Regions from separate parts of the Mus musculus genome. Here regions 1, 2 and 4 are each linked to region 3. The links are chromatin loops, found by intact Hi-C in ENCODE. Cell type or tissue: left cerebral cortex. All regions are shown on one strand. Links, peaks and the distances in the headings refer to the core of each region. The heading gives the core; the rest is flanking DNA. Region 1 has its middle 13 kb from the start of Gm40249. Region 2 has its middle 120 kb from the start of Gm40249. Region 3 overlaps Grik3 (glutamate receptor, ionotropic, kainate 3). Region 4 overlaps Gm32611 (a long non-coding RNA gene).

Evidence for each region. A loop is a pair of places that touch in the nucleus more often than their neighbours do. Peaks named below come from ENCODE experiments on the same cell type or tissue, not always from the same donor. Only the 100,000 strongest peaks of a DNase experiment are listed, where the experiment ranks them.
Region 1: it touches region 3 in a loop (1.9-fold over the local background); 6 of 42 quality-filtered maps call a loop at or near these places.
Region 2: it touches region 3 in a loop (2.1-fold over the local background); 8 of 42 quality-filtered maps call a loop at or near these places.
Region 4: it touches region 3 in a loop (2.3-fold over the local background); 2 of 42 quality-filtered maps call a loop at or near these places.

Annotation. Positions count from the first base shown.
Region 1 is chr4:125,846,099-125,853,869 of GRCm38, forward strand. No RefSeq gene overlaps it. Among named protein-coding and RNA genes, the nearest start is that of Gm40249, 13 kb to the left of the region's middle. In left cerebral cortex, for the core only: a CTCF peak has its summit at 4,372; DNase peaks (open chromatin) are centred at 1,705 and 4,396.
Region 2 is chr4:125,714,631-125,722,401 of GRCm38, forward strand. No RefSeq gene overlaps it. Among named protein-coding and RNA genes, the nearest start is that of Gm40249, 120 kb to the right of the region's middle. In left cerebral cortex, for the core only: no CTCF peak of the experiment used is centred there; DNase peaks (open chromatin) are centred at 4,427, 4,909 and 5,268.
Region 3 is chr4:125,493,159-125,498,158 of GRCm38, forward strand. The region is part of intron 1 of Grik3 (glutamate receptor, ionotropic, kainate 3); the gene reads left to right. Among named protein-coding and RNA genes, the nearest start is that of Grik3, 5.0 kb to the left of the region's middle. In left cerebral cortex, for the core only: CTCF peaks have their summits at 184 and 2,491 (motif pointing right); DNase peaks (open chromatin) are centred at 147, 2,499, 4,094 and 4,546; H3K4me3 peaks cover 1,061 bases; H3K27ac peaks cover 1,098 bases.
Region 4 is chr4:125,227,926-125,235,696 of GRCm38, forward strand. The region is part of intron 4 of Gm32611 (a long non-coding RNA gene); the gene reads left to right. Among named protein-coding and RNA genes, the nearest start is that of Gm40244, 13 kb to the left of the region's middle. In left cerebral cortex, for the core only: a CTCF peak has its summit at 3,967 (motif pointing right); a DNase peak (open chromatin) is centred at 3,977.

The DNA of each region.
Region 1 (7,771 bases), core at 1,524-6,523, 350 kb after region 3:
ATCCCCACCTAGGCTGCATAAACTGGTCCTGCTCATCATTCCAACCCTCAATGCCATCACTCCCTAGAGCCACGGTAATGCTAGGCAACCGTCTCTCCCCTAACTCTGTGTCTGTGAATCGGCTGGGTCTTGGCTGCTCTATCCGCCCTTGACTACTAGCCATATATTTGAGTTTTGGTCTCCTGCCCAAGTCTCTTATCCTTCTGGGACACTGAGAGTCTGGGGCACTGTCAGGCACGCCCTGCTCTTAGCAGTGGCAGAGTGTGTATAAATGGAATGTTTCAAGATGCTTACTTGACATCCTGCCGGGCAAGGCAGGTTGTGTGGTAAATTCCTAATTCAAGGAGCAGAAAAATACACTCCCAACACCATGAGACTGTGGCAAGTACATGGGCATGTATGTGACGCAGTCACAGAGAAGTATAGACTTGGCATCTGTTCCCAGTTAGGGTTACTGTTGCTGTGATGAAACACCGTGACCAAAGCACCTTGGGGGGAAAGGGTTTATTTTACTTATGCTTCCACATCACAGTTCATCAAAGGAACTCAGGACAGGAACTCAAGCTGGCCAGGAACCTAGAGCCTGGAGCCCACGCAGAGGCCATGGAGGGGTGCTGCCTACTGGCTTGCTCCCCATGGGTTGTTCAGTCTGCTTTCTTAAAGAACCCAGCCTAGGGATGGCACCACCCACAGTGGACTTAACCCTCCTCCATTGATCACTAATTAAGAAAATGTCCAAAGGCTTGCCTACAGTCTGAACAGAAGGTTCCCTCCTCTCCATTCAGCTTGTGTCGAGTCGACATAAAACTAGCCGGGACAGCATCCATTACTCCATCTACCAAATCAATTCATCAGAGAGTCCATTCGTTCCGGCTTCGTATTCCTGTCTTCATCTTTTAAATCTTAAGTTAAACATCTTCTTCTTAGTTTTTATTACATTCGTTGACTTATTGGTTTGTGTGCCTGTGCAGATGTGTATGTATGGGCATTCACATTTGACACAAGTTAGAGCCATGTGGGAAAGGGGACTCTCATTTGAGAAATGCCTCCAAAATATTTGCCTGTAGGCAAGTCTATAGTGCTTTTCTTCACTAGTGGCTGAGGAGAGAGTCTAACTCATTGTGGGTGGTGCAACCCTTGGGACAGTGATACTGGGGCCTATAAGAAAGCAGGCTAGGCAAACTGTGAGAGAGCAACCAAGAAAGTAGTGTTCCTCCGTGGCCTCTGCTTCACTTCCTGCCTCTAGGCTCCTGCCTTTAGTTCCTGCATTATCTTCCTTCAATGATGGACTGTGATGTGGAAGTATAAAAGAAATAAACTCTCCCCCACCCCCCAAAAAAGTTGCTTTTGGCCATGATGTTTTATCACAGCAATAGGAACACTAAGACACCTACAGTGAAGTTCATGTGGAGGCCAAAGGACGATTGTGGAAGTTGCTTCTCTTCTGTCACCAATTGGGTTCCAGGGATTGAACTCAGGTCATTAGCCTTGGCTGCAAGCACCTTTATGAGCTGAGCCATCTCATCAGCCCCCAGCATCATCTCTTTTTAGAGGCTGGAAAACATAGCCTTGCAATCTGCCCAGAGAAATAATAAAATAGGATTTGGTGAACATATCACATTCTCTCTACCGCCACCCTCTAATCGCACAAAATAAAGATCTCTGTCTGCTAAGGCAGCCTGCCAAAATTAACAGAAATTGAGGCAGAACCCCAAGAAAACAGATGGAGAAAATTAGAAACCAGGAAATACAACCAAAGGGAAAGAGGGGAAGGGGCAAGAAGAGGTACTGAGAATGGGATGGAACAGAGGCCACGGGATACAGTGGGAAGGAGCCACAGAATAAGTGCTGAGGGCTACACAGATAAGAGCCACTGAGCCACCCATCCCATCACAGGGCTGCAGGAGAGCTGAGGACAGGCCGAGCGGAGGCTTCCTGCTCAGACTCGCAAACTCAGACTCGCAAAAGCTTGCAGCTTTTGGAGCACTACTTCACTTCATCCTCTCGGCTGTCACCTACGCACAACCAGAATCTGAAATCTAATTTGGCCTTTGTCAACTCCGTAAATGGTGTTCTTTTGGGGCAATTCACTGGTAAATGGACGGAAATTCTAAATTGGATATCCGCATTGGCCATCCGGGACCTGTTCTCCAGAAGTCTGAGCCCCTTGTCTGCGGCGGACAGGTCATTGTGTGAGCTCTAATGCCAGTGACAAATGGGAGGGCATCAAGATGCTTAGCCGGCAACTTCGCACAACCCACTCTATGGCCCCAGAGAGCTCATCAGACCAGACCAGGCCCCTGATCGCTGTGGCAGCAGGAAATAACTAGGCCTCCAGAGGACTCGAACCTGGAGCTAATTAGTACAGGGAGGGGAAGTTGGGGTCCAGAGGAGGAGGCTCCTGTCCCATCTTCCTGGGGTTCAGAAACCATTTCCTCCGCACCCCTCAGATCTGTCTTGTAGTAACGATCACACTTCAACTGCTGTTCTCTGTCTTCCTGCTTCTGCCTCAGGACCAGGGCAAGACTTCCAGGAACCTGGAGCCTCCCTCAGTCAGAAAGTTCATCTGGGTGTTATTGCCAGAGAGTCATCATCCCTCACATTCCTCTTCCTTGAGGGTGGGACAGAGAAATGCCTTTGCAGAGACACAGGGTCTGTCAGGAGGTCTGTGGTCCCACTGTCCCCAGAAGCACTGAGGACCACTTACTTTTTTTTCAGTATGTATGTGTGGCTGTTTTAACTGCACGCATGTCTGTGCACCATACGCATGCCTGGCACCTGGGGAGACCAGAAAAAGGGTGGAACTAGAAGTTACAAGGAGTTGTGAGCTTGTGGGTGCTGAGACTCGAACCCGGATCCTCTGGAGGAACAGCCAATACCCTTCACTGCTGAGCCATCTCTCCAGTCCCAGGCCCACTTATTACTTATTGCACAGAGCTCTCCTTCCTTGTCTGACTTCCCCTTCTCTTGCCCCTACTTCCTTATACTCCCCAGACAACCCTACCTATATCCAGTCATCTTGGGTTCCACTTTGGTGATTCTCAGACGGTGTTCCTCTGAACCCCAGGGCACCTTGGGATGCTCTGGCCTTTCTCCCATCCCATTCCCTATTGAGCAGACGCTCTGCTGGGACCATCTTGACATTTTTAATCTTGAACAAGGAACTCCGTGTTTTCATTTTACATTGTTCCCTGCACAATGTGTGCATGGCCTACCTCAGCTGGCCAGCTCTTAACTAACCCTGGAACTTCAAATGGAGCTCTGGGCCTGCCCATCCCCCTCTGCTCTCCAGCTCTCCTGGCTTGCTCCTGTCCTGGGTCCCACAGGCCGTCAGGACAAACAGCAAGATGAACAATACCTGGGGGAATTTCCTGGGGCAGAAGGGAGGAGGGAGACCGTTTGCCATCTTCTCTGTCCCTGAGATCTTCTATGGTCACCGCCCCCTGTGAAGAACCCTCAGGCTCTCTGTCCAAAATGTCATTGCAAGGTTTCCCCTGCAGTTTAAAAAACTCCATTCGAGATGATGCGGAATGGCCCTAGCTCTAAACCTTGATCACAGAGAACAGCTTGCCACAGTGACGAGGTCCTGCACCCAACATGCTACAAAGACCAAGGTCAGCTGAGTAGCTTGAGATTTAGACACAAACAGATTCTAGACAAGACACGGCTTGAAAGGTGGAGGGTTTGGCCAGGAGATGAGATCGGGGGAAGAAACACTTTTCTTAATTGGAAAAAGAAAGAAAGAAAAAAAAGACAGCCCCAGGAAAACAGAGCGTGTGTGTCGCATGCTCCCTCGCTCTGTGGTTTTGCACTCTGAACGCAGGAGATGTAGGGGCTGGAAGCTCAGACAAAGGAGACCAAAGGCCTTTCCAGGGATTTGCAGAAAGCAATCACAGATAAGGTTCTTTCATGGGGCAGTTAAAGCTGCAGGGGGGGGGGAGGTGGAGGCGGAGGAAGGTGGCTTAACATCTTGAATGGTCGACCAGAGGTCTCAGGGGGCTCAGACATGGCTCAAAGAAGCCAAAATTAAATTGCTCAAAGGAGTGAAGAGTAAAAGTAAAATTAAGCTTAATTATTAGCAGTTAAGGGCTAATGAGGGTGCCTGATTTACCTAAGCAGTGGGCTATTTCTACATCTTGCTCCAAATTAGCCTTCACTTTTTATATGCAGTTATTAAATTGGTTACTATACTACTATTTAATAAATCCTGCTACACACACACACACACACACACACACACACACACACACACACACATATATATATATATATATATATATAGAGAGAGAGAGAGAGAGAGAGAGAGGTTCCTGTTTGTTGTGATGCATAGACGTTATTAAATGTTTCTAATTACCCAGACACTCCAGCCCACCTAGTGGCAGCTAACGAAACTGCATGCATAACCGCCTGGCAAACCCCAACTGCTTCTAATGCTGGCAAGGTAGGCCGGCTGATTAAAGGGGAGGGCTGAGTCCCATGTTGGGGGAACATGAGGTCCCCATCAAGATGACTACTTGCAGGAATTCTGGGGTGTTCTTGGAGGTCATGGAGGTCTAGGTGACTATGCTGGGGTTAGAGGCTAAGAAGCCACTCAAGTTCAGAATGAGACCCTGGTTACATGTGGGAAGGAAGAGGGCGATGGTGAGAGCCCAGGCTGGGAATCACATCTCCCGGAAGTCAGCAGAGAAGCTAGATGGCCGTGGGCAGGTGGGGGTGGAGTTTCAGAGGGTCTGAAAGTGACCGGAAATGCAGAAAAATGGCCAATGAGAGGAGGAAGGCGGAGGAAAGCCAGCACCTAATGACTTCAGCTAGCCCAATCACGTGCCTCCTTGGCATGGATGGGGTGGGGGGGAGGTGGGGGGAGGACCCAAGTGAAACAGGAAATAGCATACCTGTCTCAGTGGATCCTCTCCCCTCACAGTACCCACTCCAGCACCTTCCCTCATCCAGCTGTAATCTAAACCGGTCCCAGCCAGAGTTCTCTGGAGTGCAAAGCTCTGGAATCCCTGGAAATCACATTCTCTGTGGATGCTACCAAGAGCTCGAAGCCCCATCTTCCATGTGGTTGCTTGCTTGAACCTCAACGACATTCCCTCTCTTGACCTGATCCCTGAGCTGACAATTTCACCGGAGGCCCAGCAGTGTGGAATATCAGAAGTTGAGGTCGTAGTTACCAGCCTTAGAAGTGGCTCAAATTGGGAGGGTGGAACAGGGCTTTTGGCTACTTTATTGGGTTCTCTTTTTCTACCTCACCCTCTCCACCCTTCCAACCCCACAACACTTGGTAGGAAAGAAAGAAGGTTAGAGGGGGAAGGGGGCATCAATTTCATTAGACTACTTCCTGCCAATTAGAGGATGTCAACTTTCTTGGGACAAGTTTGATCTTTGTCTTAAGGATATCTCCAACCAGCAAATAGCAGCGGCCACAGCCTTTTTTATACTCTCTCAAGAATCCCCAGAATTCCAAATGTAAGCTGTCTTCAGCTGGTAAAATCATGCCCCTGCTAGAGCATGAGACAAATCATCGTCAGCTGCTGTGGACAAACTGAAGCAGCCCCATGTTCCACACCTGGGATTAGGACAGAAACATACTCACATAAGATAACTGGGTTTTTAAAGGACTCAAAATTCTCGCTGCAGGAGGGCACTACCCAGGAGTCTTATACCCCACACACTGTCTCTCAGGAAGACCTCCCTGACTCCTGGAGACCCCATGAACCACCTCCAAAACAGCAGCATGTGTCTGGGCCGAAGCCAGTGAGCTGAGAAATAAGCATCCTACTCCAGCCTCCCAGCACATTTTGTCTTTAAGTGCCTCAGAATCCCTGTCCAAGGGCCTGACCCAGAGAGCTAGACCAATGTGACCATGTTTGGTGGCCGCCTTGAGTCGTAACCCTATCAACGTGTTTGCCATCTTCAGGTTAGGACTCCTCAGGGTCTGTCAGCCTTTCCACTGACTTCTTGAGCAGCCTTTACTCAAGCACTGAGACCCCAGTCCAGAACTGGATTTTCTCCCTCAAACCTGTGGCATGTAGGGGAGAGAGAACAGCAGGCCCCCCGTGAGGCCTGAGGTCCCAGAAGAATAGCAGTCTCTGAGGACCATGGCTCTGGACACATATACAGTAGTCTTTGGGTGAGAAAACTGACTGTGCCCTGCTTATGGGGCCCTGTGCCCCGTGGGTGGGCAAGCAGGACAGTCCATAGCCAGAATGAACCAATCTCTGTTTCAACCTCATTTGCTCCACCCCATACCTTCTCTCCAACCCCAAGGCAGCCTCAGGGCAGTCTCAAGCGGACAGTCTCCACCACTGCAAGGACCACTGCTAGGACACAGGCCGGAGAGACTCCAATTTGCATTCTGAACCTGTCACTTCAAAACCATGTGATCTGGGACAGGTGATTTCCCTGCCTCGAGTCACCCTGTGCACTTAGCACAGGAGTTGGTAGAGAGGAAACAGCCAAACATGGGAGAGAAGTGGGTGGGGAGACTCCCGAGGAGAGAGGCCGGAGGCAAGAGATCAGTGAAGCCCTGCAGACTGCAGCGGAGGGAGCTTGCCAAGGAGGAGTCGACAAGAAGGTTCCAGAAGATGGCAGACTGGAGGGTGAGTCAGTTTTCACTGCTGTGAATTATTCACAGCACAGCCAGGGTGACATTTGCTTCCTCCAAGCCACTCCTCCTCCTCCCAGTTGCCTGGGAAACAGCCCCCTCCTCATAGAGACTGTGGACCTGGGCAGGAGGGCCAGAGGGGAGAGAATCATAGACCCAGAGAAGAGTCATCTCTGTGAGTCCCAGGCTGGTCAGAAGGCAGGGACACCTAGTACACAGGAGACTGGGATCCAGGGACACCCCCATCGCATCCCCTAGAGATGCTACAGAAATTCTCAGTACAGGAACAGAAGGTGAAGGTGCTGACTCCAGAGCTCACAGATGACAGGGGCATGGGTGGGCAGGTCTGGGACCTGAGGGGACTCAGCTCTCTTTTTGCCTCTAGTGTCTGGCTTCCTCCTGGACAACACTCTCCCTCTCTCCCAAGTTTCCAAGAGCCACGGAGAACAAGTCCTCTTTAAGCTTGCATTGGACCACTGCTCAATCCTTCTTAGCCCATCTCACATCACCCGGAATCACCCTTGGCTTTTTATTAGCCAATGCCAGCCTCCTGCCAGTGGAGGTCACGTGGTCCTCAGGGTCACCCCTTTCCAGCTGCCTACCCCATGGCCTCAAGGCCCTGCCTGTCATCCAAGTTCTGGTTTCTTATCTCACATTCTCAAATACCCCAAGCATCTTCTCATGCTTACGCTGGTCAGTTCTCCCTTGCTATGACAAAGTACCCGAGCTAAATAACTTTTAAAGTGAAAAGGTTTGGGTTTTGCTCTCCGTTTAGAAGTTTTTAGTCAATGGTCACTTGACCCCACCATTTGGGACCTAACTGGGAGGAGTAGTTAGGAGTGACTGAGTGGTGCTTATCCCACAGCAGCCAAGAAGCAAGGACACAGAGGCAAAGAGGAATGGGCCAGGGTCTGTCTGTCTGTCTGTCTGTCTCTCTCCCCATTTGTTTCTTTCCTCCTTTCCTTCCTTCCTTTTTTCTAGATCAACAGATAAGTGGATAATGAAAACTTGAGACTATATATTCACATATATTATCAAACGGATACATATTTGAATGCATCATATATATTTGTATAAGTGTATAATAGAACTAGTTAGCTCTACGTAAAAATGGAATGAAAAATTGGCAGGAAAATGTATGAACTTGAGATGTATAATATTCAG
Region 2 (7,771 bases), core at 1,546-6,545, 220 kb after region 3:
GCCCCTGAGGAGTGGCTCCCAAGACAACTTGAAGCTGCTCCAGTGAGAGAGCCACTTCCTTCCCCTAAGCCTGGCACAAGCTTGGAAGGAGAGACACAGGAGTTACGATCCAGGACTCTGGAAGTCTAGACTGAAAAGATGCTATGAACCACACCCCCTGTCATAATTGTCCAGGATGCTGGAGGTGGGTAGTGAATGGACGTTGCTAACACTCTCATGACAGGAACATTCCAGATGGGAGCGAGAAGGGGGTCTCTGTACCCCTTGGCCACTCAGACTCACATATTCACTTAGAGCAGTAGTTCTCAACCTTCCTAATGCTATGACCCTTTAATACAGTCCCTCATGTTGTGGTGACCCCACCACCACCACCATGAAATTATTTTCATTGCTACCTCATAACTATAATTTTGATACATAGGATTGTGAATAATAATGTAAATGTCAGACATGCAGGATATTTGACATGGGATCCCTATGGAAGGGTCATTCAAATCCCCTCCAAGAGGGTCATGGCCCTCACGTTGAGAACCACTGACTTCCCTCAGATTTTTTTCCAGAACTTTCCATGTTACACTATGACGTGATCAGAAAACAGCTGGAAGATGTAGAGGATTTTTACCCAGGCCGGCCTGCCCTAAACTTTCCCAATGGGCAGGCCTATGTTAAGCTCTCAAGCCCGTGTAATTGTCATTCCCAAAACAGGAAAGCGGCTTGGCTCAGACGGCTACTTGTCCAATCAAGTGTGACCTGAGGAAAGAGAGCAGTCACTGAGTATAGTCATGAGACACAGGCTTAGAGAAGGACTGAAAGATCCAGAGAATCCCAGAGACTGTGAACTGTCAGAATCCTGAAATACTTAGCTTCCTGTCCCATTGCCTAGCAAGGCTCAGGCAAGATCCCAACAACCAGTGGAAGGAGAGGCACCCAAGACCCGAAGGACTTTGTTAGCGTGGAGCTACAGCCAGGTAAGGCGACACAGAAAGGTCCAGGATTGAAGGATGTCTGCCCATCACTGGGAGAAGTCTTGGGAGTGAGCATACCGGGCTTCAGGGAGAACTCCAGGTCCAGCAGAGAGTGAGGAGAAAAGAGGCCATGGTTGGGGTGAGGTAGAGCAAGGGGGGCGGATGGTTGGGGTGAGGTAGAGCTGCCCACCCATCCACCCATTCATTGAGGTTGTTAACATTTTATGCAAGAATTCCGGTTCCACCACCTCCTGGCTGTGTAACCTTGAACAAACTACTGCGTACCCTCTGCCTCCGTTACCTTATCTGTGACACACGTGATCGTGAGGACTGTCCCCTCAGAGAGTGATGGAGACTGCTTGCCATAGGCCTGGCCTGTCAGAAGTCAACAACGAAATAAACCCTCTGATCAGCCATCTCCCAAGGCAGCCAGGACAGACTCAGAGCCGGGGCTTGAGTTTCAAGTCCTCCCACTCCTGCCTCGGTTTTGGCGGGTGACTTGGCACACCTCACAGGATTTGGGTGCTTCTCCTGTGTGGTGGGAATGCCCACTCTGCTTCCTTGGCGAGTTCACATGGACAGGAAGGAAGAAATCCAAAAGCCATTTTCAGCGTGGGATGTAAGAAGACTGTTCTCAACGGGCCTTTCTGACCCTCAACTGGGCTCCTGTCCCTTGCTTCTGTGCCCTGTGACTGCCCAGCAGCAGGCCTAGGAGAGAAGGTCAGGGCTGGGGGATAGGACAGGACGGCAGGCTGGACCAGATCCTGCCCCTGGGGACTTCCTCTGGAAAACAGAAGCTAAGTCTTTAAGAAGCATCTGTCATTATGGAAACAAAGTTGCCAGGCCATTTTTTTTTCTATTCCTATTTTTACTGCGGGTTCATTATCTTATGCAAATGAGGCCGCTGATGAGGCCTTTCTGCTGGGTGGCCCATGCTGGGACCAGCTCCACTGAGGGGATTTATTGCCCGCCTCAGCCCTACACAGGATCCAGGATGTGGAGACCCCACAGAGACCGCATCCAGAGCAGTAGCCCCAACCTGAAACAAACCTTCCTCTGGACCGGAAACAAGGCCTTGACAGGTCAAGGTCCTTAACTTCCAAAGGCCCAACTGTCAGTCCTGCAGGATTCAGGCCTCTACCTCAGATTCCCCACTATCTAGAGCCTAGCAGACCGAGTGGCCATCCCCAACATGATACAAGGGAAACGGGCAGTGTGAGCCTGTGTCTGGGCAGCCAGCCTAGACCATGTGACACAAGAGTTCTCAACTAAAGGGTGAGAGAGCTGGGGTGTGCAGCCACCAAGTCTTTACCATCTTTGGCTGGCCCCCTGAACCAGGGCAAAGCCTCAGGCAGAGCACTGGTGGAGTAAGGGTAAGATATGTGCTGATAGTGTCTGCTGTGGAGCTGGCTGCTTTATTGATGAAGAAACTGGGGTTCAGAGAGACCAACAACTTGCCTGAGGTCCGGAGGAATAGATTCAGAGCCTAACTCAGAACCCTCTACCTCTCCAACTCTAGAGGCCAATCGCACCTCATCCCCTTTTATCCTCCCTAGGGCTCACAACTCACCATCAGATCCCTCACCTTGGCTTCCCATCATTCCTCCGCAGCTCTGGGCTTCCTGACATTCCCCAACCACCTCAGCTGGCTCTAGGCTGTCTCCCGGGCTGTCTCCTCTGTGATAAACATGTTGACAAAGCACACGTTCTCCCCAGGGAATTCTCTGCTTCCATGTGCAGAGAAAGTTTTCTTCAAGAGCCTGGGAGAGCCTCTATCCAGTCACCGTGCGTGTCTCAAGCCTTTCACTGCACTGCAAAGACCACCTCCCTTCGTGTATTAGTCAGGTTAACACTGGCTGGACTTTATAAAGAACAGGGGTTTATTGATCTTATAGTTTGGAGGCTCAGAGGCATGGTGGCTTCCTGGGTGCCTCTTCTGGCTTTGGTGAGGGCCATTCAGGTACGTCATATCACGGTCGATGGCACTGGCAGGACTTGCGTGGGGGCTCAGAGGGTGGCAAGAAGTTACATTGAACACCAAGGCACAGACAGAGCTTTAACAGCAATCCTCCCACGAGAACTTCCCAGGGGTACACTCTTCCCCCAACTGATCTAAAGGCTTAGATCTTTTTAAAAAATAATTTACACTCTGAATCCCCTCCTGTCTAAGGGTAGATCTCTTGGTGCCTGATGCTTTAGCAAGAGGACTTGTCATAAACAATAGTAACAAATAATAAAATATAAGTGGTCACTGGCTGAGGCCCCTGCACGCCTCCGCTCACAAGATTCTTGTCACACAGCTCTCTGAGCTCTGGGGTCCTATCCCCACACTGTAGGTGTAGGAAGTGGGAGAGAGGGATCGCCCACAAGGATCCAGTAGGCAGTGGAAAGAGACTCCAGTCTGAGGCCTCTGGTCTGGCGATGTGGTGAATGAGAAGCTCAAAGAACAAAGGAGTGAATTGGAACGCAGTCCACAGCCAAGCTGTTTAGACACCACACGGGGGGGGGGGGGGGGGATCCAAACTTGATTGGACCCAAAAATGTGAATTACTAATTACAGTCACTCACAGGAACGACCTACCATTTATTCCTAATTGCAGTGCAACCCAATAACAATTATGCACATCAATAAATGTGTCAGATTAACTTGGTTGCGAGTTTTATTTGACCACTGCCACTAAACCCCAATTGCTTGTTGCTCCAAGTTGAAAGACGGTGGTCACTCTGCCTAGTCCTGCCCGGTCATTTCCGGCTCACCAAGGACCCACTGAGGCAGGAAAGGAAGTAGAAGATAAAAGAGGAAGAAATATCTTCTTTCTCTACTGAAGCGAGTGGGGGTCTGCCGAGCACTAGGAGAGCGCCTCAGCAGGGGGTCTTTGCAGGGCGTGCAGCCTCATCCCAGGCCTCCCCTCCCTTTCCCCGATGCCAAAGGCAGCTTCCTAATTAGAACGTCCATAACCCTCAGCATCTGCTGCAAGAGAATTCAGCGGCTGCTCCGCCACGGAGAAGTCCATTAACTTTATTGCACAGAACGTCAGACGTGCTTCTAGACAGAGCATCACTGCCAAGTGAGATAAACTACCCAGACTTGCCAGAGGGATGGGCCTCAGCTGGGACCTCGATCCTCTCTCCTCTCACTGTCCAGTGCCCGAGGTAGTCATATTATGCTACCTTGGAAGAAGGGAGCCGGGAAGATGGGGACTTCGAAACACAGGTGCAGCCCAAGCAACGAGCCATCAGTGTGCAAGCCTGCAGTCAGCTGGATGTCAGCAGCAGACAACTCCATCTGACTCCCAGAATGCACCAGGACTGCCACCCAGAGCCAGGCAGCTCGTTCTACCTCAGCAAACATTGGAAGAGCCCTTGTCACCAGTAGCAGGAGAGCACGGTGACTCAGAGTGGCTCTGAGCAGATACCCCTGAGGCTGAATCTCAGCTTTGTGACATAGGAGTCACGTGTGACTATGCAAATTTAAGGATCATCCAGAGACTGGCCCATAAAATGGGCCAGCACCCACCCCTAAAACAATGATGCCTGGAACTTTTAGTGCAATGTCTGGCGCATGCGGAGTGAAGCTCTTTAAATAAAAGCAGTTCTTCCCTGTCTCTGTGTGGTAACCAAAGGGAGAGACAGCCGCCTATGGGGATGAAGCAAGTGCCACTGTAGAGTCAGACAGCCTTGCTTGCAATCTCTGCTCTGCCACGTGACTTCATCCCCTAGGTCTTCAGCTTCCTCATCTGTAAAATGGAGTTGATGTCCCCTGGCCTCTTTCCTCACAGGCAAATGAAGAAGATAGGGAAGTGCTTGGAGACCACCCAAGGGGTCCTCTGGCAAGAATCCTTCCCGCTCCAGTTACTAAGGCTGGCATTCTGATGTCTACTATTCCCTCAGATGTGCCAGGCCTGTGGCTGGCTGTTACTTGGGTCTTTCCCAACTCTTCAGCCTGGAATCCATCTTTGTTTGAGCACCCCACACATTGGCCCTCCCACCTCCTCTTAGGTGGCCCAGATCCTGCAGGAAGCAGCCGCCGAGTCCTAGTCCTGATGGATGTCTCCCCCAAGTGGGCCTCCCAGCCTCCCTTCTCGGTCTTAGATTCCTTCTTAATATGAATAATTAGCAGAAACACTCAGAGGGGTAGACAGCAGCCATAGCAATCGACCCCAGTGATTTCCGAGCCGCGGGGAGAGCCCAATTTTGCTCCAATCCGGGTGCTGTAAATTCCCATCAAGCTAAGAAAATATAGTGCAATTTAGAAACACTGATACGGCAATAAAACACAGATCTCCAGCAAATGGAATTCGGCAACATCTAAAAATGGAGCCATACATTACTGGGCCTGTGACTCCCTCCGGGGACGTGATGCTGGGAGAGGCTGAGGGAGCTTCATGCTCAAGTGGCTCTTTCTTTTCCACAGGAAGGCAGGGCCACCCACAGATGGCCCCCGAGTCCCCCTCAGGCAGGACCTCTTTCTGGATTCAGGAACGGTCCGGGAAGGGTCTTTTCAAAGGGGGAGGACCTAAGGCTGCCCTTGTCACCAAGGGCCCTTGCAGGAGCAGTCACAGAGTGGGAAGGCAGGGAGAAAGAACTCACCAGGTGTCCTCACAAGTGGCTTTCCAGGGAAACGTGATTGTTTCATTTATCAAATGAATACACACAGCCAAGACGTGCTCAAGGTCACCATGGGGAACCGGTTAAATCTGGAAGTGGTTGCCTGTTTTGGGACTCAGACCTTGGATTAGCAAAAATCAAAACTAAGCCCTGAAATGATGCTGTGCTCCTGGCCAGCAGCAGGCCTGGCAGTGTAGCAAGTCCCTCAGTGGGTGGGGTCCTCCTGACCTACGCGGATGGGGAAGCTTTTGAATAGATGAGGAAAACCAGCCACACTCAACATCTCCACAGTAGACATATTTGCTCTCAGCCTAGTCCTCGCCTCCTCACTCCCAAGCTTATTCTGTCTCCTTGCTCATCATCTCTGAGATACTCTCTCATACACATGCAAATGTGTGTGCCTACCGACACCTGCACCATGCATTTGCACCATGCACCTGCACCATACACCTGCACCATGCACCTACACCATACACCTGCACCATGCACCTGCACCATACACCTGTACCATGCACCTGCACTATGCACCTGTACCATATGGCTACACCATTCACTTGCACCTTACACCTGCACCATGCAGTCCCGGCTTCACATCTGTGCCCAGCTGTATCCTCCACCAGCAAGGCAACTCCACTGAGCAGAGACTCATTATGTGCCTGAAGCCCTTAATTCTTCCTCCTTGAACTAAATTAACACAGCACATGGACTCTTCTCAGGTTTGGGACACTATGGACAACTTTCATGTGCTTGTGGATACTGGAGCCTGATGGGGCAGAAAACCCAACAGGCTTCTCTGGAATTGGTGCAGTAAAATGACAGGTCTGAAACCAGTTCCACTACTGCCTCACTGTGTGACAACTCTTGGAAGGTGCTTCATCCCTGTGCCTCAGTTTTCTCTTCTGTGACAATAGACCCTGCTGGAAGGTCACTCCAAGGACTTGGGAGATGATGTGTGGTGGTCATTTAAACCCAGTCATTAAACTGTCATTTAAACAGTCATTCCTGGGGTCCATGGTCATTGCCTCCAGGACTCCTCCAGTCTAACCCGCAGATGCTCAACGCCCACAGCATCTGCAGACTTGGCACGTACTCCCTCTTGACTTTAAATCATCTTGACATGACTTACAATATCTAATACATTATGCAAATTCTATGTCAATAATCATGATATTGTATTGTCTGGGGAACCGTCTACATGTTAGGTCCAGACACTATTGTTTTCTAATTTCTCAACCTGTAATTGTGTAAACCCATGGGTGAGGAGGGTTGACTGAACCTGGCACATGGTAGGTGATTAATAAACAGTAATTGCGTTAATTGGGATAGGGTAGGCTATGCTGAGACCACAACCCGTTCCTGTAGTGCCTTAGCACAGACATCTTTATTTCTTGCTTGAATTTATCCTTCTGTTCTCTATGGTGGAAAGCAGCGATGGTGGGTTTGGAGGGTTAAGGCAATCGAGATTCTACCATCTCAGCGGGGAGCCTTCCTCATTATTGCCCAATCTGAGCTGAAGTAAATGGGCTGAAGAGCCATGCTTCTTTCTACCTCTGCTTAGCAGAAACAGTCCTTCCACCCAGGCCTCAGAGACAAGAGCTGACCATACCAGCAGGTGACACCAGGAAAGTGCCTCCGAGGGAGAAAAGACTGGCCATGAATGGGCCTCAGTGGACCGTTCCCGCATGCTCACTGGCACAGGGCCTTACATGTGCCTGAGATCCACAGTCGGCTCTCAACCAGACTCAGAGTTCCACATTCCTTCCTTGGCTTCTGCCCTGCGCTCTCCCAAAGTGCAGCAGAGAAAACACAAGGCACCACCGTCCCCAACCTATGTGACTTAGGAGTGACGGTGTGTTGGGGAGGTAGGTGTTCTCCAAGTCTCCCCTTTGGCTCCTGTCCTGTGACTGGAGGAGCTGTCATCAATTTAGTGACATCCTAGCAAGCATACCTCCAGCATCTGACTGTAATATGGCCTCTGAGTGTCGGGGATAAATGCCTGTCATTGCCAGAAGGATGCACATGGGGGGAGATGTTGGCAGATAGCTCAGAGAGTTCAAAGACCTCTCCCCATTGATGTGTCCTCATAAGCACTTGGGTAGTTGATGCTCCTGGTGGATGTGTGAAGCCTCGTTGAGCAAAACGTATCCCAGAATTCAAGAAGGAGGGGCTTCCTGTGAGCAGGGTGTGTACCATGGAGC
Region 3 (5,000 bases), core at 1-5,000:
TTGGCTAGGCTGGATGCAGTCTCTCTATCCCCATCTCTGGGATCTGAGGCCTCTCTCTTGGCTGGGGCTGCAGGGATCGAGGCCCTGGAAACTGAGCTTCTCTGAAGCATGCTGGGTGCTTCTGCTGGAGCGGCTGGAGCTTGGAGCCCGAATCCCTCCTCCAGCAGCCAGGCGTCGTCGCTGAGCACAGGACCAGAGAGGGTTTACCTGCAGGTGCAAGATGGGCTCTCTGGCCTGGGGAGGGTGTTCCCCGCCCCTTCTCTTTGTGCCTCTTTTGGGGGCTGAAATTCCCTCCTAGACAAGGAGATGGATCGCTCAGCAGTGTGACAGAGTGTTCAAACAATCTGTCTTGAATAGATGAATTGCACTGCTCTGTCTTTTTGTAATTGTGTCTATCAGAGGGAGAGGTCAAGGCATTGATTGCTTGGATGGTTTGCAAGTAACAAAGGAGAGTGAGGGAGAGAGAGAGTAATTGGATTGTAGTCTGCGGGAAAAAATGATCATTGATTATTTTATATGAATATGTGGAAGATGTATTCTGTGTGTGATTATCAAGGGCTGCCATGGAAGAGGCATATTGTTCTGCGTTTTACTATTATTGTCATCATTATTGTTGTTTGGATGGATCCAGGTCTTCAGTTAGGATAAGCAGTTAGACTCTGAGCCTTGTCAGCCAAATGAGATTTAGTGACCTTCCATTGGGGACTTGGATTTATAGGTTTATAATCTACAAGCTGCAGCGGAGGGTTGATGGACATAGAGGACAGAGGCTTGGATTTCCTCGTCTTTCTGCTCTTAATGAACTGGATCACTTTGATAAAATTCTATTCTTCTTCTTTCCACATTTGTGCTCAGTTTCCCCTTATGTACACAGTTTGGTTGACATCCTAACTGTGGTGTCAAGTTCCCTTTAGAGTGGACTGCCAGGAACGGTTATCATCAATGCAGGTCTCCTGCTTATATCTTTCCTAGGATTGAGGGCTTCTTGGAATCTGAAAAAGGAGCCTGGCAGTAGTAACAGCAGCTGGGGCAACATGGAGAGTCGTGTGTGTGTGTGTGTGTGTGTGTGTGTGTGTGTGTGTGTGTGTGTGTGATGAGGAGCTCGGTAGCTGGCCTTGATCTCTGGCCAGCCAGTGGGGGGATTCAAAGCCAAATGACTGCAGAGACATAAAGCAGGTGTAAGGGGGTGGGAGGGAAGGGCACGCCTGGCTCTGCGTTCTTGGAGGCTTCACAGTCAGGGCAGGGCTAAGCAGTTTCTGAATGTACAAGGTTCCAGCAGCCCTTCTCGGGACAGTGGGACAGTGGGACAATCCCCCATGTGCCCCTCCTTTGATCAGATCATCCAAATTGTCCCAAACATCCGTCTCCGTTTGAGAGTCACTGCATGTTAAACAATGAGGAATTCTCTTGACTGGCCATGTACGGAAACATTGCGCCTTGTAGGAACAGACAGCTGCTGAATGAAGATCAATAGGGTCCCCCCCCCCCCAGAAGTAAATAGCTTCAGACAAAACCTGGGAGTGGCCCGAGGGGTCTTGGAAAGCGATAACTTGAGGAATTTCTGTTTCACTTTCCAGCCCAGCTTGCTCCCGCCAGCTCTGGCTTCTCCTTCTCCAGCTGGAGTTTTATTTCCCACTCTGTGCTCGAGATGCACCCGAACAGAGCAGTCATTTGGCCTCAGGATGGTCTGGGGTTTTCAGTTTTGTTTGGGGTGAGCCAGGCTGGGCTGAGCTTTTCCAAGGTCATGGGCATCCCCCTGTGACTGAACAGGATGGGCTGAGTTTAGAAGTCTAGCCCACAGTGCTGTTTTAAAGGTGTTTTAAAGGTGAGCTCTGGGCTCCTTGCCCTTGCAGAAATGCAAGAGTGTTTGTCTCCCTTTGGCATCTTTTGTAAACACCCCCCCAGCCCTCACTGTGAGCCTCTGTGGCAGGGGACAGTGATCATACAGGCACCGTGGTGTTCTAGCATTGGGAAGTAGAGTATCCTGCAGAGACAGAAGGTCCTGATAATCCTGTAGGCATTAGAACTGCCCCTCCTCAGGAGGCAAGGCCTAGGAAAGGAAGCTGCAGGCTGGGGCGGGGAGAGATTTGTGCTTTGTGGCTAGGGCTGATTCTGATGCACTAGAAGCAAGGCCTCCCTGTCCTCTCATGGTCAGCCACCCCTCTCTCCTTTCTGCAGCTGCAGCCTGAGCCCAGTCACCCTTGCTCGGGACCTGCTAGAGGCAACTGAGCTCTGACACTTCACTGGGTCATGTAAAAGTGGGTAAGGGATTGAGGTGCCCAGAATCTGCCTGGCAACAGAGAACTGACATCCAAGAATAAGGTCCATCTCTGGAGCCTGCAACCAGAAGACCCTGGTGTGTTATCCAGAGGCTAGAGAGGAGGGCCCGAGAAGGTAGAGTCCCCCAGAGGGCCAGCCAGAGCCGGTGCCTTGGCCTTGGCCTTGGCCTGGAGTGTTTTGCTTCGAGGTGCTGATTCCCCAGCAGCAGCAGCAGAGGGCAGTGTGTCTGTGTTCAGATGGCCACCGAGTCTCCTGCCTGGGGCCCCACTGAGTCTGGAGCGTCATCAAAATAATAAAGCAGCAACAATACCGTGGCCGTAGTTTATTGAGCACTTAATAGCTGCCAAGCTGTTTGGAGTGCTTTCCAAACAATGACAAGTAGCAGAGAGATAGTAAGTGCTCACTAAATGTGGCTGCAGCATTTTCGCCATTATCTGATTGAGCCTCTACAGTCTGCTGCTGGTTGGTGCTGCTCCCCATTTTGCAGACAAAGAAACTAAGCTGGGTGGACTCACGTGCCCAGAAACACATGGCTAGTTCCTAGTAGACACGGGACTTGCACTGCGGTCAGATAGCCTCCAGATCTGGTGCTTGCTGGCTCGGAGCTGGCTGTGTAGTTTGAAGATAGCAATAATTTATAAAGGGGCTAAATGCAGGCCCGGTGTCCGTGGTTCTGGAAGCTGAGCAAGGTCTGGCTGGGTGGTTCTGGGGTTCTGGCTGGTCTGGAATGGTTTTGGTGCCTTGTTTAGTGCTCATAAGTGATCTATGCAGTATCAGGCTCTCCTGGCTAATGAGCCTGGCTGATGGAGTACTGTGAAAACGGGTGGACGTCCAGGGAGATACACACTCATGTGTTTCTCTAGTCCACCTGGCTTTGGCCTTTTGACTGTCCAGAGCTTTAATTCAAGCCCCAGATAAAGGCCGGATTCGTCTGTGGTTGAGGCCAGTCTACTCACAGAAATCCCTCTGCTTCCCAGGAGTTTCCCAGGATATCCTCAAAGACACTGTCAAAGCTTTGAGACCTGAGGGCCCGATGTGTGTGTCTCACCTCCAGCTTCTATCACCCCTGAGCTAGCAAAAAAAAAAAAAAAAGATATGAGGTAGACTAGCCCTCTTTGTTCTTTCTCCCCTGCCTCACCTCCCATTTCCTACCCCGGCCTCATCCCCTCCCTTTCTCCATCATCCTTTCCAGGCTACTGATAGTTTTTATGTTGTTCTATTTTTAAGCAAGAGTCACATGTCCATCTTCTAAATGGAGCCTATCTGGTTTGGAACCGAGATTGGTGGGCAACGCATGGGACATGGTGGTTGCTGTCAGCAACTGCCACACTGCTTGTGAATGGAGGAGCTGTGTCACTTACTGCAGCAGTGACACATTTAGGATTGGCTCGGACAGAGGGGTCCTCACATTGTAATTGTCCAGCTTCCCTGTCTGCAAGGGGGAGAAATAGAGAATGCCTGTCTCTCAGAGTCAGATAATTGTGATGTCTTTTCAAAAGCGTAAGTTGGTCCAACGAGCAACATTAAGTCTTTGCTATTATTCCTGTAGTCAGAGACCAGTTCAGAGCCTGGAGTCTGGTGAAGTTCCCCGGATTGGGGGTTGGGGGTTGGGGTAGGGTGTCAGGATTTAAGGAAGCTCCCAAAAGATGAGGACTTTGAGCTTGCCTCAGTGATGCAACAATGAGTGCCTCCTTAAATCCAGACTCTCCCCTTCTGGGTGAGCTTCAGGCTCCACAGTCCTTGTATTTAGAGATGCTTAGCTACCAGACACAATCCTAACCAATGGGGCTTGGAGAGGTGAGACTGGAGGAGGGGCCAGGGAACTGGAGTTGAGGGCAACAGGCAGTTGGATTTTTGTGGGTCTTTCCTTTGAACACATGTTACAGTGTGAGGCCTCAAAGCCCTCTCTGCCACCCTTCCCCCAAATGACTTGGTTCTGTTTCTTTGGAATCACCCCAGAGTCCAGGCGGTCCCTCCTGCTGGTGTTTTCTTCTCCTCACAGCTCAGTCCCAGCACCGGTTCCTGGCTCTGCTCCTTTTAACCTTTATATCCCGAGTGCTACTGACCTTGACTGTGGCTAGGCTCGGGAATGGATTTGGGCTTTCTCTAGTGCGTGTGATTCTGCCATCTGCTTTACAGAAGGATCTGCCCAAGGTTGCCCACAGCCACCTTCCCCACATCACTACCAAAATGGATGTTTCATAATGATGTATTCTATGGATGATAAGCTAGTTTTTTCTTTATGTTTTTCACACAGAAGCCAGCGTGGGCCTCATGTGCCATGTCTGAGTTTACTTATGGAATTTTTTCCCTTGGCACCTCCAAATAATGGTGTGTCTGGGTTTGACGAGATGTAGCTGATTGGCGTTTCAGTGTGAATCTACTCCTGTGTGCTTGCTGCATGACCCGGGCTGAGTCACTTCCCCTCTAAGCCTCTATTTCCTCTCTAGCTGAGATAGAAGTCTTAACATGTAGTGAGAGTTTAGTCTGTTCTTTCTGACCTACAAACATTATGTATGTCTGAGCCTTACAGTTCTGCCTTCACGGGGCTGCCGTGTGGACTAAAGGTGATAACATGTGTGGATCTCTTTGTATGGAGCCTAACGCTTAATAACCGAGGAAGAGGAGGAGGAGGAGGAAGAGGAGGAGGAGGTTCCCTGGGGGTGGAGGCCGTGTCTCTGCCATCAGATGTGGCTCTGACACTCTGGGCTTTGTGTTCA
Region 4 (7,771 bases), core at 1,720-6,719, 260 kb before region 3:
ACAAAGAGTATCTCCATTCACAGAGGAGTGAACCAAATCACAGACCTATAAAGCATGTAGCTAGTTGATGGTACAATTGGGATTTGAACCCAGATAGTTCTGACTGTGGAGCCCTTGGCCTTAACCCCTGTTACAACCAGAGGGAGCAAGAAACCAACCCTCTTGGAATAATGGGACAGGATTCCTTGCCTGGCTTAAAACAGGATCTGGATTCTACAATTCCAATCTAGACTCCAGTCTTCTCTTCCAATGACCATTTAGCCACTGACTCTAGAACCCTGCTGGCCTCAGAGACCTGGCAGCTGCAGCACTTGACCTGGTGTATTAGTCAGAGTTTTACTGCTGAGAAGAGGCACCATGACCAAGGCAACTCTTATAAAGGACAACATTTAATTGAGGCTGGCTTACAGGTTCAGAGGTTCAGTCCATGATCATCAAGGAGGGAACATGCAGGCAGACATGTTGCAGGAGGAGTGGAGAGTTCTATATTTTGTTCCAAAGGCAAACAGGAGAAGACTGGCTTCCAGGCAGCTAGGATGAGGGTCTTAAAGCCCACATCCACAGTGACACACTTTTTCCAACAAGGCCACACCTACTCCAACAAAGACACACCTCCTAATAATGCTACTCCCTGGGCCAGGCATTTTCAAACCACCACACCCACCACATGTGACAACAGGAGGTTCAGAGGAAGCAACAGGGCCACCATATTCCCTGTGATCACCCTTTACCCCTTGAATCTTTTCAAAAGTGCTAGAGGCCCTGATTCCAGCCTCTCTGCTTTTCTGGGTCTGGGAAATGGCAGCTAATAGTGGCTAATCTAAGAAACACCAGAATGGCAGATGCCTGGGTCTAAGGCTCCAGACTTGAAGCACCTGCTCGCTCAAGAGTTTAGAGACTGCCAGTTAGTTCCAGGTATGTATCTTGAAACATCCTCTTTAACTGGCCCACCACCTCTAGTTCCCATCTCTGGTCCTTGTCCCTGGTGGCTCCAAACACCTGGCAGTACCTTGCCATGCAATGGGCTAGAATACCTGCACAGACATTTTGGCTGGGCTTGTTAGCTGACTCAGGGCAGGTGGCCCTGTGTCTCTGTAGCCCTGTATCTCCCTTCAGCTTTCCAATCGTCTTTCTTTTCAAAGGTAAGGATTCTATGCGACAAAGTAAGTCAGAGCTTCTCAAAGTTTCCCACCAAAGCAAAACCTGACTGCAGAAGAGAGTAAACAGGTGCCCTGGGGGGTGGGGGCGGGACGGGGGCGTAGCTTAAAACAACCCGCCACAAACTCAGCATTCATTGAAGTCTCACCGCAGCTTAAAAATTCATGGGAATTTTGCATTCAGCTCCATAATGCATCTGCGCTGTTTCTTTTAACGCGAAGACAGCGTTTCAAGTTGCTCGCCGTCGGGTAATCTCAATGCCAGCAGGACCGGCCATGTTTGTCATGTAGCTCATATATTCTTCAGCGCACCGATGGGAGTCTCCAGGGATGTGTGTATCCAGTTTAAGAAAGATTCGTGTAGGTACAGCGCTCTGGAAGGAGCAAAACACATTAGATAAAGGTCAGGAAGTCTGGGTGTGAGCCTTGGCAGCGATGGGAACACATTCATCAGAGAGCAAGATGTCGGTATGGAGGAGGGAAGAGAAGGAAAGAAGGCACTTGGGAATGGGGAGGCAATAGGGATAGGAGAGGGGGTGTGGGGAGAGGGAGGGGACGCAAATTCCAGGCCTCCCAGAATCCAGCTCTCAAAGCAACTTCCCTTCTACCTAGTGACCCCAGCTCAGTGCCACCGAGTGCCTGTGAGCCATGTGCACTGAGTCCTTTTGCTCAGGGTAGCTCCCAGTACTGCACGGGGTCTTTTCTCCCATAGCCCTCCTTGCCTTTTTGAGGCGTTTTTTTGAGCCATCCACGCTTGCTGGAAGCTTCTGTAAGTATCCCAGAATGCCTCAGGTGAGTTTGCAGACGGGACTCCACTGGGACCGGAGCTGTAGGCACAAACCTTTGTCATCTCCTTTCTGCTCTTCTTAAGTATCTCTTTAAAATTGCAAAGCTCCCATGCAGAAAGGCGAGCTCTCCGTGATATTACCAAATGTCTGAGAGCAAATATTTCCCAAGAACTGTGGGGGCGCGAGCAAACACCCTCTTTTTTTCCCCTTTGTTATTCCTGGGCGGAAGCAGATAATGAGTTACCCTTTTCACAATCAGTGCTTGCTGGATTTTTGGCTACATTATTGGGAGCAAATATAAACAGGGTAAGTTAAAGGCATAGATTATTGCAAAATAAAATTGGGATACATGAAGCTTAAAAGTCTTAATTTTAAACCACTCCTCACAATAGGCCAGAAACTTGATCCTCTGTAATTCCCCGCAAACAGCGTTTGCATTTTATTATTGAATGTGTCTTCTCTCGGCCTGGGATGAGATTTGACTCATGTTTTCGCATAAATATAATAAAAGGATGCTTCCCAGCGAATATAGATTTAGGAAATAGTGTTTGCTTATTTCTCTCAATTCAAAAGAGTGCAAACTGGAATCTTTTTTGCTTGTTTCAGTAATTTTTCTTTTAAACACAAAGACTGCCCGTATTGTTTCCTTTCATAGAGACCACAAGGCAGTCTGGGGAGAGTTGTGGTTTTGTCTTTGTTTTTTTGTATTTCTCTCTAGGGAGTGCATAACATACTGTGAATCTACGAGTCAGCAGCTAAGGCTTTCTACTGCCTGGCAGTGGCTGCGGACATTGTGGGCAGGTGTCTGAGGGTCTGTTCAGGCTCAGGACCGCAGCCAGTCAATCTCTTCTGGGACAGGGTCCTACAAGAAGAGGTCAAGCCAAAATCTAAGACCAGCTTCTATGGGTTCTCTTGGTGTTTCTGTGTCTTTCCCAGAAGCCCACAGAGATGATAGTGAGGGCCAATTGCTGGCTGACTCTGTTGCTTGCTCTGTTACTTTTCTGCTGTGATGAAATACCAGGACAGAAGCAATTCCAGGGAGAAAGGGCTTATTTTGGCTTACAGTTCCAGGTCATGGAATTTACCATGGCGTGGACTTAAGGGAGCTGGTAGGGAGCTGGTCACATTGCATTTGCAGTCTAGAAACAGGGAACAAGGAGAACTTGTACTCAGCCAGCTTTCACCTTTTTATGCAGTCTGGGACTTGTGCCGAAGGAATGCTGTCACCCACAGTGGGCGTGTCTTTTCCCTCAACTGACCTAATCAAGATAGGCCCCTAAGGCATGCTCAGAGCCCTGTCTCCTTGGTGAGTCTAGATTCTATCAAGTTTGTAACGCTAGCCATCACTGTCAGTTCTGGACTCACAGTAGCTTTCTTGCATAGGGATGCAAAGAAACAGTGAAGGGCCAGAGCCAAGCCAGAGCCAGTCACTCCCAGGCATGGGATGGTGCCTCTCTGAGCCTTAGTTTTTCCATCTGTAAAATGGGATAATAATAGGATTTACTTTGAAAGATTGGTGTGAAGATCTGCCAGAGGGAAGAGAAATGCATATTTAGAAAGCCACTGCATGTATATGCATATATAGAAAACCTTGCCAGCTAGAAATGGTTCAGATAGTGTCACAGGGTTTGGTGGGGCTAGGCTCACTCTTGGTCTGCCTTACATTAGAGCCAGTTCTCATTGTCTTTTGCTTGGAGAACAGTGCTGAGGATTGAACCTAGGGCCTCACAGAGGTACAATTGCCTTACCACTGAACTATCCACCTAAGTCCCCCAAATGTCATGATTGTAGTTAAAAGCTTTCAGAAAGATTTTCAGCCCAGATCAGATTTCTCAAAAACTAAATATTTGTGCTTTAAATTTCACCACACTCAGTTTTTTCCACAAGTCAGTTATTTGTGCCACTGGTGGCTTCCCTTTGTGTCGGGGCTGCTTCCCCTGGGGCAGGATCCAACTCTCCCACCTCTCTGAGCGAGCACTTCTACCTGTTTAGAATATTCCTCCTGCAATACATACACATTGCCACCAGGTGGCAATAGATTCCCAGACCTCTTCGGGGAGCTTGGCCATAGCAGAGGTATTCCCTTTCCTGGGAAACAGTTGAAAATGGATTTCTATTTATTAAACCAGTTCAATGAGATTAACCTACTTACCACCCCAACTTTAAGCATGGCAAGCGTCGCGGCAGCTAATGAGACAAAATACAAAGTGTTTGGTGCACCCAATTATCTCTTCTTAAGTAATCCCTAAAGAACGGCTAATCCGTGCTCCTTCCCCAGGGAAGCCCCCCTCTCCTGTGTCTCCCCGCTCCCTAGAGCTTCCTTCTGCTCAATGCACAGGCGCTCATTCAGTCCCGAGTATGGTGCCTGCGCTCTGGGGCAGCCCTAAACTGGGGATGTTCTCAGCCAGAGAGGAGAAAGGTGGCGTTCTGGAAACAGCAATGGGTCCCAGAGCCAAAAGACAGGGTCATGGGGATGCATGGACCCGGCTGGGAAGGAACTTGGAGAGGGACTGGGGAATCTGAAGACTTAGGCCTTTACCTAGAGAGATCACAGTTGTGGAGTTTATTGGGTCATGTGACCTGGCATTGGCAAGTCTTTCTATTCTTTAAGATACATTAGATATGTAGATTAAACACACACACACACACACACACACACACACACACACACACACACACCCTGACTTGAAAATTCTGGACCAGATTTAGCTCTGAATGAGTTTGAGGTTTGTGAAAGAGGGGTAGGCAGGAAAGGGCTTAGTGGATATGCAGGACAGAGGGCTGTGTCCACAACTGTGGGAGCCCAGAGGAGCCCCCCCCCCACCCCACCCCCCGCCACTCTGACAGATAAATCCCTCAATCATCATCCACTCAGTAAATATTCACTCTACTCCTGCTGGGCAGAGTTCTGTGCTGACTGCTGGGGATCTGTAGGTGGTAAACAGCTCCCAGCTCCACGGATTGCTGTGCAGCCTAACCAGAGAGACAGATGCCGCCGTGATCTGTGGCATAAGAGTTTGGTTGTGGGTTATCGAGTACCTGACAGATAGGTGCTCAGTGCCTTTGAGATGTGGGTCAGAGAGGGCTTTCTCAAGGAAGCTGTGATCGGCCTGGGGTCTGAAGGGTTAATGGTAGTTTAACTCACCCACTTGCCAGGCCATCCACCCCTTTTCTAGAGGTCACTGGGTGCCCAGTGGGGAAGGTCTAGCCCAGACAAGGTCATGAGCCAGAGAAGGAGTTATTGGTGGTCAGGATGGAGCCCCAAGGGTTGGAGTCCTTCATCCAGTGCTTCTCTGGTCTCCAGAGGGCCGTGTGTATGAGCTGCAGCATTGTCCAGGCTAGCAAAGGCCCTCGAGGCCTTGGGAAGAGCCAGGGAGGGACAAATGGATGCCTCAGATGGTAGAGTCCCAGCCAGCATTTTGGGAAAGATGCTTTGGGTAGAGGATGGCACAGACCCTTGGTTCTCCCCTGGCCAAGAGAGCCCAGTTTCCTTTTATTATTATTATTATTATTATTATTGGCCTTGAACATGTGATTTTCCTGTTTTGACTTCTTGAATGTCTGGTTCTTAGGTCCCATTAAAAGTTTTTGATTGCCGGGCGGTGGTGGCTCACGCCTTTAATCCTAGCTCTTGGGAGGCAGAGGCAGGTGGATTTCTGAGTTCGAGGCCAGCCTGGTTTACAAAGTGAGTTCCAGGACAGCCAGGGCTATACAGAGAAACCCTGTCTCGAAACAAAAAAAAAAAAAAAAAGTTTTGGGGCTGGCGAGATGGCTCAGTGGTTAAGAGCACCGACTGCTCTTCTGAAGGTCCTGAGTTCAAATCCCAACAACCACATGGTGGCTCACAACCATCCGTAACAAAATCTGATGCCCTCTTCTGGAGTATCTGAGGACAGCTACAGTGTACTTACATATAATAAATAAATAAATCTTTAAAAAAAAAGTTTTTGATTGCTTGTTGATCTTGAGACAGAGTCTCATGGATCCCGGGTGGCCTCTGCTGACGACCTTGAACACCTGATCTTCCTGCCTCTGCCTTTGAAAGTCTGAAATTACAAGAATGCACTACCACAATTAGTTTGTTCTGGGCTGGGGGATCAAATCCAGGACCTTGTGCTTGATAGACAAACACTTTACCAACTGAGCTACATCCCCGGCCCATTCAGGGTGTGACATCTCAGGATGAGGAGCGAGGCACAAGATGGAATTGAAAGCCAGAGTCCCCAAGAACAAAGAAAGGGATCAGGGACCAGGGTTAAACCAGGAGTCTGTGCGGGCTAGTTTAATGCCAACTTGACTTAAGCCAAAGTCACCTGAGAAGAGGGAACCTCAGTTGAGAAAATCCCTTCATGAGGTCTGGCTGGAGGCAAGCTTGTAGGACATTTTCTTAATTAGTTACTGATGGGGGAGGACCTAGCTTATTATGGGTGGGGCCATCCTTGGGCTGATGGTCTTGGGTTCTGTAAAAAAAAGCAAGCTGAGCAAGCCATCGAGAGCAAGCCAGTAAGCAGCACCCCTCCCTGTCCTCTGTATCAGCTCCTACCTCCAGGTTCCTGCCCTGTTTGAATTCCTGTGCTGGCCTTCTTCAGTGATGGACTACAATGTGGAAGTATAAGCCTAATGAACCCTTTCCTCTCCGGCTTGCTTTTTGGTCATGGTGTTTCATCATAGCAATAGAAACCCTAATTAGGACAGAGGACTTAGGAGTCAAGACCACAGTTTCTCAGTGTCTGATCAGTAGGGGCAAAGCCCCCAGGTCTGTTCCATATTCCTCCTGCCTCCACCCCTGAGAAGAGGAGCTACGTGATCTTCATGCACAGCTTAGCCCTGAGCCTGGGCATCCTCATGAACTAGAAATTCTGGGTTTGCCTGATGGAGTCAGGTGATCAAGCAGTGGCCTGAGACTAGGAGCCCAGCACGCTGCCTGGCCCGCCCACTGGCAGTGCTCCCTTCTGCTGTGCCCTCTGGTGCTCAGTCCATCCGTGCTCCCTTCTGCTGCCCACTCCTTCTCAGGCTGTGCTCCCACCTGTCAACCCCAGGGTGCCTCGCCTTTGCTTAAGGAGGTCACAGGACCTTGTTGGTGGCCACTTCCTTCAACTCCTGTCTTGACTGGGCCTAATGCTGGCTGCAGGTTTGCACAACTCTCTTTAAAAAGAAGCCCCTAAATATCTGACAGAAGACACAACCGCACATTTTCCAGCACATCCTCCGGGGGGCTGAGAAAAATAAGTCACTGTCAGCCCCTGCACTGAATCTTTAAGGTACGTGTCTGATGCTCGGGACTTGGGTTGGATGCTGGCTCTGAGACCTTCTTACTGTGTGACCTTGAATGTGACAATACAGATAGATGGGAGCCAGAGAATTCACAGATGCTACTATTTTTATTTTGTTGAATGTTTTGGGGCAGCAGGGTCTTTTCTGGCTACTACCCATTCACACTCCACACCCTGTGTAAGTGGAGGATTTGGCAGTTTGCGCCAGTCTGGCTGTTTAATTAATTTAGTGTGGTCTCCATCCATCAGTGAGCAAAGAGCTGCCTTTGGCTCAGTAGGCTTGAGGCGCCAGGGTTAGAAGTAGTTACAGGAGACAATCTTAGCACAACCTTCTGTCCAGGGCCTCACAGCCACAGCTCCCATGGCAGGTCTTCTGCTTATTGGTTGAAGGACCCAGGGCATTTGGCGGCCCAGGCCTGACTCCCTTTCTCTGTGGAGGATTCGATGCCACTAAAGGTTTCATAGGGGTTCGGGAAATAGCAGCTTATCATGATGACTATAAATGAGATCATGTGTGAATCACATATACAGACCTTACTCACAGCAAGGGATC